2 separate regions of the Homo sapiens genome follow, and region 2 is linked to region 1. Evidence: chromatin loops called from intact Hi-C (ENCODE). Cell type or tissue: GM12878. All regions are shown on one strand.

Evidence for each region. A loop is a pair of places that touch in the nucleus more often than their neighbours do. Peaks named below come from ENCODE experiments on the same cell type or tissue, not always from the same donor. Only the 100,000 strongest peaks of a DNase experiment are listed, where the experiment ranks them.
Region 2: a loop joins it to region 1, with 2.9 times the contacts of the local background. A loop is called at or near these places in 6 of 110 quality-filtered maps.

Annotation. Positions count from the first base shown.
Region 1 is chr10:59,806,795-59,811,794 of GRCh38, forward strand. It overlaps CCDC6 (coiled-coil domain containing 6), which reads right to left. Exons shown (of 9, transcript NM_005436.5): 6 at 128-284. Among named protein-coding and RNA genes, the nearest start is that of MRLN, 56 kb to the left of the region's middle. In GM12878, a CTCF peak has its summit at 2,769 (motif pointing left); a DNase peak (open chromatin) is centred at 2,757.
Region 2 is chr10:58,779,640-58,784,639 of GRCh38, forward strand. All of the region lies in intron 3 of BICC1 (BicC family RNA binding protein 1), which reads left to right. Among named protein-coding and RNA genes, the nearest start is that of LINC00844, 220 kb to the right of the region's middle. In GM12878, a CTCF peak has its summit at 2,430 (motif pointing right); a DNase peak (open chromatin) is centred at 2,482.

The DNA.
Region 1 (5,000 bases):
TCATTAGCACAATAAATACATATTTAAGCCATCCCCTTATACACCTAACAGGATACCAAAGAAAACCTCTGTAGAACCTGGGTTTTATTTTTTAAACAAAAACAAGGCTCATAAGACATGCACACACCTTTCGTCGTCCATTTCTAAGCTGGACTCACTCTCGGAGAGCTGTCGACAGAGGGCTTCTCTTCTCTCCATCTCCCTCTGCAGCTTCCTCTGGAGCCTCAAGTTCTCTTCTCTCATGTGACGTTCCTCCTCCAGATACTGTGCCATTTTCTCTGAATCTGAAAAGTCAGAGTTTTCAATTAAACCATGTTTCATGCAATCATATCCAAATCTAAAAAAAAGGAGACTTCAGTTCAGCCCCTATGCCATAGACAGAGGGAATTGTTACAAGATGGTCTTTCTGGTCGGGTATGGTGGCTCACACTTGTAATCCTGGCACTTGGGGAGGCTGAGGAAGGCGGATCACCTGATGTCAGGAGTTCGAGACCAGCCTGGCTAACATGGTGAAACTCAGTCTCTACTAAAAATACAAACATTAGCTGGGCGTGGTGGCAGGCACCTGTAATCCCAGCTATTCGGGAGGCTGAGGCAGGAGAACTGCTTGAACTCAGGAGGTGGAGGTTGTAGTGAGCGAGACTGAGCTACTGCACTTCAGCCTGGGCAACACAGCAAGACTCTGTCTCAAAAAACAAAGAAACAAAAAAGATATCTGGTCTTTCTCATTCTCCCACACATAGATGAGATATGGATTTAAAGTTTATCTCAAGTATAAAAGTTTACCAATTATTTGCATTTAGAAAAAAATATAAAAGGCAGTGTTGGCAGGTTAGGCATCGTCACTCCCACTCATTTGCATTCTAAAGTGCTTTAAGTAGAAGAGGAAATGGTGGAATTGGAGTCTACAAGTAGCCACTACAAGAGCTCTTCTCTACATTGCCAGAGCTGGGAAAGGAGGGAGGCCCAGATTCTGCCCATGGGCTCTGCTCTAGACACCAGTTTGGCTGCCTCTCAACTCCAGACACAGCAAGCCATCTAGGGGAGCCTGTGACACTTGTTGGCATTCCCGCTGTGCACAGTGGTGGCGGCACACCAAGAACCACTGTACTAGAACATGTGATAACAGTTAACATTCTTTTCACGAGAATAGACATTGACATAGTAAACTAGAAAACTTCAGATTAATATTTCCAAGTCTAATTTGTGGTGTGTGTGTGGCTGTCTGTTACCCTGACTCACACACACGTAGCGGCAGAGGGCAGGTGAAGTCCTGTATATAGCTGGCACCTCTAGGGATGGCATCTTGCTTATGACAAATACCCCTTCCTCAGGAGCTCCCCCACAAATCCAGGTCTCTGCTACAGCACCCATCTCCCAGGACAGAGCTGACTAGCCCTGGCACTAGCTGTTGGACCCAGGCTGAGCCACTTAGACTACCTCTCCCAGGAATCTGAAATGGGGAACTGACATCTTTATGGGGATCCAGGGTCTGCTTCAGCTAAGTTCCCCGGAGCCATCAAAACTCTTGTCCTTCCAAGGTTATTCTTCACAGGATTCTGTGGCATACTCCACAACCTTCCAAAAAAAGAAAAACACGTCTTCCTTCCTCTTTTGACAACCTCCCCACCGCCCCCATTCCTTTCTGGTTTATCTCACACAGAATCTGCTACCAAGTAACCAGAATTATCTAATACAAAATGTGGTGTCTACCCATCTTCTTGCTTCATTTCTTTTCCTTGTCTTTGTCAATGAACTTGGGAAAAGTAAAATCTCCATATACTTCTCTTTTCTGAAAAGCAGCTACAAATTCAGTGGCCATGAGCACGTCTAAGAGAGTTTCCTGTAGGCTGCTGTTCCATATTGTCAGTTCGGTCCAAATTTAGGGAAGAAGGAGGGAGCTGAATGCCACAATGAGCATTTTTCTCCCACAGACTGACCCTATTTCAACTCTCAATGCCCATCAAATTAGTTTCAGTTTTAAGCAACTCTACAAAGGTCTGGCATTTTAGCCAATAAAGACTTCTGATAAGTATTCAATGATTTCCAAGACAGCATCATTACAGATATACAAAAGCTCTTGAATATCCTTATTTTAGAAATTCAAATAAAAATACCAAAATTATTAAACACTATTACGTGCACTAAACACTAAATCCCTTGGCTGTTTCAACATAGCCAGAAACCCCGCTGTCTAATCCAGACACAAAAATCTCTTTAATTGAAGGCATGCTGGGAAAATATTTACAAAGTACACTTTTAATATAAACGATTTAAATTATTTGATCCCAAATATGCAAGCATGCAGAATTTTTCACTTGGCTCTACAGGAAACAAAAGATTGACCCCTTGGAGTATTTGCTGTTTCTAGAACTAGAAGGGTGACTGTCAGAGCAAGCTGACTTTCTTTTCCATAATAGGACTCTTATAATGCCTTTTACAGGAAGGGTGCTGGAGACTACCATGAAATCCTTTGCAGAATTAACATTAGTGAGGCTCCAAGAACAATAACTTCAGAGAACATTGTCTTTCAAAGAAAAAATGGCAATCCTTTAGCATCGGGGAACTCAGCAGGGGGATCCTTAAACAATATATCTATAGATAAGAATGTCCCCTGCAGTGATCGGCTGGGAAGACTTCCTGGCAGTTCAGCAATTGACCTAGAAGACAGAGGCACAGAGAAGGCACCAGGTCCAACACCTCTGGGTGTCACTGACTCACACACAGAAGGCTGTCACCAGAGCATTCCTTGGCTGCCCCCTGCTGGCACACAGCCTCACCTGACCAGATTTGTTCCTATGAGTCCTCCTCCTTCCTCTTGCACACAGAACTCCCTAGTACTTAGGGGCCACAGCTTATATTTCCCCAGGTCTACAGCCATCTCCCAATATAGTAGGCCCTCACTTAACATCATCCACAGATCCTTGGAAACTGTGACTTTAAGTGAAACAACATATGTATGCCATAGGAACTTAACTCTTGTTTGTATCAGTTAGCCTACGGTAAAATTGGTTTGGTTATACAGAAAGTTGTTTCACTTAAAGTCTCAGTTTCCAAGAACCCAAGGATGATGTGAAGTAAGGACTTACTGTATTTTAGTCAAAGATGGTGTGAACTGCGGATGACTTCCACACAGATTCCAAAGAGGTGGCTCCCAAATGATCCAAAGATCTGCATGGCTTGCATTCCCTTCCAAGTTCACAGTTAGAAAATACCAGTGCCCAGACTATACCCCAAGCCAATTCAGTCAGAATTCCAAGGATGAGTCCTAGCCACTGGTCTATTAAAAGCTGGCCAGGCGATGCCAACGTTCAAACATTGCTGAGAACTGTTGAGAGAGAGGTTCAAGTTCAGATGCAGTCAAGCTTGGAGGGTGAGGAGCCACCTGCCATAGCTGCATCCAAAAGAGGCCCAGGTCATCTAACCTAAGGAGAATGCAAGGAATGGATGATGAAAAGTCACTAACACATCCTTTAGGCCCAATCCAATCACTGCAAGCAGCTAAGTGCCACTGCTGCTTCTTTAGTTCAGCTTTCTCTGTCCTCACAAAATCAGAAATAGCACTTACAAATGCCTCTGTTAGTATCTGCAGTCTCTTCAGACTAAACAGTGCAGTATGGAGATAGTAGTAAGCATACATTCTCCCCAAATTCCTTCTGAAATTTTTGCTAGGGGCACGATGGAGCAGTATAAAGGAGGAGGAAAAATGCAAACTGACAGCACGGGAAAAAGTTCAGGAAGGTGCTGAAAGATGTTTGTGTACTCACATGGTAAAAACTCAAAAATCTTAAAATAACTAATATTTGAGAACTATTTGATATATCTCATTTGATTTCCACCAAACACACATAGTAATTAACAACCTGAGGTCCACATCAGGATTACTTATATATATATTTTTTTAATATGCTCCTTTTTTACTCCATGGAGTAAGCCCAGAAACCTGTATGGTGCTAGAATAGTGATTCCCTAAAGATGTCCACATGCTAATCCCCAAAACCTATAAATGCTACTAACCTCACTTGACAGAAGGGCCTTTGCAGAAGTGATTAAGTTAAGGGGCTTGAGATGGGTAGATTATCCTAGATTATCACAGTGGGCCCAACATAATCACAAGGATCCTAATAAAGGGAGGCAGGGGAATCAGAGTGAAAAGAAGATGTAACAACAGAGGCAGAGGTGGGGTGGTACGACTGCAAGGAAGGGGCCACAAGCCAGGGAATCCAGGCAGCCTCTAGAGCTGGAAAAGGCGAGGAAACAGAGGCTCCCCAACAACCTCCAGAAGGATGGCTGCCCTGATGACACCCTGATTTTAGCCTAGTGAGTCCCATCTTAGAACTGTAAGATGGTTAAGTTTGTATTGTTTTGAGCCTCTAGGTTTGTGGTAATTTGTAATAGCAGAAATAGGAAAGTACTACACCATATTTCTCAAAGGCTCCAAGGATGATACTGATACACCATCCCAGATGCTCCACGGCACAAGAATTTGTAAGGAACTTCAGAGACGAAAACAAAGGTAGGAACCACTGAACTTTTTAAAATGCACATTCCATGTGGCCCAACAAATCCACTTCCTGGAATCTATCCTGAAGGTGTTCCTGCACAGGTATCAAACACGTGTATAGAGATGTTCATTGCGGTTGTAGCATAGCAACCAAAAAGGGTCCACTGGTATGGGACTAGTTGAATTATGGCATATTCATACAATCAAATACTATGCAGCCTTTAAATAAGGGATGAAGGCAGCTTTGTATGTATCAGCAGGGGAGAAAACTACAATGCATAGTAAGCGAAAAGAGAAAGGTGTAAATGAGTGTGCTCATTGTGTTACTACAGCTGTCCCTCAGAACCTGTGAATCCCAAGTATACCAATATGTGTGCATACTCAGGTCCTGTAGTCAGCCCTGAGGAACCCACAGATAGGAAAAGTCAGCCTTCCACATGTACAGGTTTGACATCCCATGAATACTGTATTTTCCATCCATCTTTGGTTGTGGATG
Region 2 (5,000 bases), 1.0 Mb before region 1:
ACTATACTTGAGTGATTCAGTGACTTTTCCAAGGTGACAGAGTTTGTTTATGGCTAAATTGCGATTAACTGTAGACACCACATATTTTTACCACATCATAAAGGAAATCTGTAGTCGATTGCCACGTTAAAGGCATTAAAAAGTAATAAATTCTGTGTGATACATTCTGGCTTTTCCTAGCTTTTCCCTATATGATTCCAAGTGAACTAACGCCCTTGAGAAGCCTGGGGCTTTTTCTGACACTTTTTTTTCTTTCTGAGATTTTTTTCACAAAATTGTAAGCCTAGGGCTACATTCTTTCTTACATAAAAATTTTGGCTATTATTACTTTGGAACTACTTGCCGACTGTTGACATATTCCCAATGGTTGCAAAGAATCTCAGAAGAAGTTGGAGCTGCGCCTCAGTGTTTGTCAACACTGGCCACTCTTGACAGATCCAGGCCCCAGGTAATGCCCGTCTTGATTATATTGTTTCAGAAGTAAAGCGCTTTTGGAAGAAATTAACTTGAAACAAACGTGAAAGAGCTCCACGCCAGGGGAAAGTAAATTCTGTCCACTCATCTGTTTGACAGTTTTGTTTATGTACATAAAATGTACCACAGCCATCCAGATTTGAAGCCATTTATAATATATGGAAATTTTCCCTGTAAACAGAAGTACAACTCTGATACGATAACTTTTGTTTTGTTTTTATTGTGAGTGGGAGGCGGGGAGGTAGTCAAACAAGGGATTTTTCTGTTGTTTTCTGTCTCTAAATGTACATGCCGAGGGTGGAAGACATACTGTGAATTTAGGGGGTTGAATCCTGTTCTCAGCAGCACTTAATCATGGAGACAGGAAAGTGGCTACAGATTTTTGATGAAAGATTGGCCTAAATTCATCATGTGTCTATAGCACATTACTCTCTGTAGCATAATAAATGCAAATGGCTGACATGAGTATTTTCTGCAGATTTTGCTGTGGAATAGGAATGAAGTGGGAAGGAGGTTTAGGGGCCTGAAGGAAGAAGGAAGAGGCAGTAAAATATTCACTAATGTTTCCAGGGGTGGGAATGTTTCCAAGGATGGAAAACCACAGAGTAGAAACCAGAGTACCAAGAGATAATCTTTTAAAAGCATAACTAAACTTCACATTAAGTCATAAAAACATTCAGTATTCTTACAATAGAGTAAGGTAGAGAAAATAAAATTTTAATTTTAAATATTGAAATACTTTATTTTTATTGAAAATATGGTTTTTAGCGGGTGTCCTTACGACAATTGTTGCCTTGTTAAGTCCTTACAGATATCCATATGAAAGTCACAAGAACCTTTATGTTCAAAGGTTTAACATTTTTAAAAAGGGGCATTTTTTTCTCTTTGGCATTATTCACATATAAAATACCCATTTCATATGCATTTCCATTACAGCTTCCTATTACTTAGAGAAGGTTGGATTACCATCTGGTCACTTTCTCTTCATTAGGATGACACCAGAGGGATGTGAGCAGACGGGTAGGACAGGAATCTAAAAACCAAAAATTGAGATGAATATCTGACAGTTTTTTTGTATTTTTAAAGAGGTGCTAAGATCAGAATATTTGAACTCAGAACTTTTTTGGAAAGTACCACACACACAGTCACCTAGGATATGAGCTTTAGACTCTTTCTATAGACTTCCATCTCCTCTCTCTGTATTTAGCCATTTCCTAAATTATAGGTGCCATCCGTTCATTCAGCAACAGCTTATTGAGTATCTACCACTTGTTTGGCACTGTGGTAGTTACAAAACCAAATTAAACATGACCCCTGTGTTCAGGGAACTTGAGGATTGGTTTTAAAGTAGTAAATTTTTTTTTAAGAGTAAATGTCTCAAAACCTTTATGCCTAAATTGAGTTCTTCAAAGCAATTAATTTTGGGAGGGAGAAGCTCTACGCTTATTTCCTATTTTTCTGTTATGCCATCTTCTAACCCTCTTTATAGCTGACTTTTTCCTCAATTTATGTTTATTAATGTGGTTAATACTTTGACTTTTCTCTGTCAAGTATTTGCAGAGTGGGTCTAAAGGAAATCTTAATCCCTTTTGGTATTACACAGACATGTTTGAATTGTAAACTGTTAACAGTCATTGAAAAACAGAGACCTGTATTTCAGGAATTGAAATGAATAAATTAAGATCAACCTGGAAAAAAGGACACATCTTGTATGCATCTTTTAAGCAAGAGCCAAAAAGGGAATGAAAAACACAATGCTGCTAGCCACTTTAGCAATCTAAACCAGAATTTTGTCATGTTTGTTTTTCTCTGTCCTTATTAAGCTTGACTATTTGAAGAACCACTTTCCAAAAAAGCACTGATTCAGACCCTGGAGGTAAACGTGTTACATGTTGGTGACTGTCTCTGCATGCATGCTCATGTGTCTTTGTGCCCACTGATAATTTATATTTTTGGTCACTAGATGGTGCCCTTTCACTTTGAATGAAAGTGTATTTTCTGTTGAGGCGTTTGCTTTTTATTTTGCTTGTTGTTCTGTTGATGCAAAGATGGTGGAAAATCATCTTATTTCTTGATTTAAGAAAATCACATTCTCTCTTAAATCGGATACGAGGCTCCCTGTCCCTCTATGTATGCATAGGAATTTTAATGCGATTATCCAACCTGTAAAGTCACACATTTGTAGATTATCATACCACTCAAAACTTACTGTTAATTTGTTTTGTGGGAAAAATACAAATTTATCCTATAGAAGCATTTTGTATAATATATATAGGACCAATACATAAATGACTACAATTGAAATATCTATGTGGTTCAATCTGCTGTTTCTGTACTTGAGTTAACCATCACTTGGAAAGCCAGTGAAATGCCAGTTACTGAGTCCTGAAGGCCCAGAAACCTGTATTTTAACAGGCATGTTTTGAGACACATTGGCTTCTAATCACCCACAGTAGTAGTGAACATTTTCAGTAGAGGTTAACTTCATTGTCAACCAGCAGTAACTAAAACCAAAGTTAAGGATAGTTGAGAGTGAAATTTTGAAGGTAGACAGCTCTTTAAAACCTGATTGAAGGTAGACAGCAACTGGAAAACCTGATTGAAGAGGGAATTAAGGAGGCTAGTCCCCACCCTGAGGCTTTGGCTTGGTATCTCCCTCTACCTGGAAGGTTCCAGCTCAGCCAAGTATCCTACCTCCTTTAAGCCTATTGCCTAGCCGAGCTATTATGGATGAAATAAGAATTATTGAATAAAATGATCTGTCTGTTTACATAAGTGTGGTAAAAGTTGGCTAGAGTATAACAGAGAAAGGGCAGTCCTGGTTCTTGTTAGGATGCATTAGAGAGCAAGCAATGGGAATGAGATGCTGTTGGGCTCTCTCCCAACTTGGGTTGGTCAGACGCCCCTTGTGCCTTGCTGTTAGGCCCCTCATTTCATAATAACTGATGCTTAACATTTTGGCAAGTTTTAACCACTCTTAAGACCTTTGACCTTCACAGTGTCCCTGTGACAGGTTAAGTGTCAGGGGAGGGATTACAAAATAGGATAAGGAAGGGTGCTTGAGACCAAGAGCAGCCACCAGGAGAGGGTGGGGGCTGGAGGTGGTGACAGAGACTCAAATTAGGCACAGCTGCTGGACATCTCCCCAGGAGGCCAGAGGCATTCCTGAACTCTGAAGCTTGGTGCACTGTTATTAACTGTGATTTCACCATCCTGGTCCTAGCAGTGGGTAGCTTTAAGAAAAATCGTTTCCTCCCTTCTTTCCTTCCTCCCTCTTTTTTGGTGAGGGGAGTGGCAATTGCCCAATTGCAACATAAGAATATGATATGCTCTCTGTGGCGTTTTCACCTAGGCTGTGGGATGGGGGTGGGAGATCACAGTGTCAGGGGAGTATGTGTGGTTTAGATAAAATCCCCACCCAGTGATTCTCATGCCTTATCCTAGAGAATAGATGCTTTAGGAGTTAAAGGATTCAGGCGGAACTGGTGGTAAATTGTGAAAGGTGTGAAAGGTGTGAAAGGTGCTCAGTAAACATTTACTGACTCTTTACTGCCTGGATGCAAAGTACAGGATATAAAAGACTTAGCCAGTACTAACTGACTTTCTTAGAAGTCAGTACATTGTAGACACTCAGTAAGGTTGAGACATGATCAATGGTTGTGATAATCATAATGAATTATCTCTATGTTATTCAGTTTTATCATAAAGCTGATGGGTATAGAACTTTTGACTTATCCTAGAATGATCTTGATCTGTGTCAAAGGCTGACCTGTAAAATAAGAGAATACCTGGATTGCTGGGCAACTTGAAAACCTGATTGAAGAGAGAATTAAGGAGGCTAGTCCCCACCCTGAGGCTTTGGCTCTGATATCTCCCTCTACCTGGAAGGTTCCAGTGTCTTACCTCCTTTAAGCCTTTACTCATATCTCCTTTTCTCTATGAAGTCTGATACTCCTCAAGACTCTCTCATAGCTGGTACTTCCTCATCTTTTTGTGTTACTCTTCTTTTTCTTTTTTCATAACATGTATGTTCTGATTAATTATTAATTAGATAATTTATTTGATTAAATTATATTTTGTCTCTGCAGAAGAGCCAAGTTCTTTGTGGACAGGACTCTTGCTTCTTCACTTATCTCTTCTCTCTAGTCCCTGGAACAGTGCCTGGTACATAGTAGAAGTACAGAAAAGATTTGGTGAATGAATGAATGCTTTCCTGTAGAAAGTTTAATGGCAGTAATAAACAATATTAGTCACTCAATACTAATTCTGGATAAATATTGAATTAAATATTCCTGAATGAAAGTTAAGGTTTTTTTTCTATTAGCCTTCACTGTGGTGATGTCTTTTAAATGAAGTTATTGCATAAAGTGTGGATCCAGAGTTGGAAGACATTGGATTATAATGTCCAAGCTTCTGAGTGGTTTTCTGGGAGAAGTTACGAAACCACTCTGTGCTTTAGTTTCCTCTGTAAACAACGTCATGAATCTGTGCTGTGGATTAAGTGAATTGATGCACTTCAACCCTTA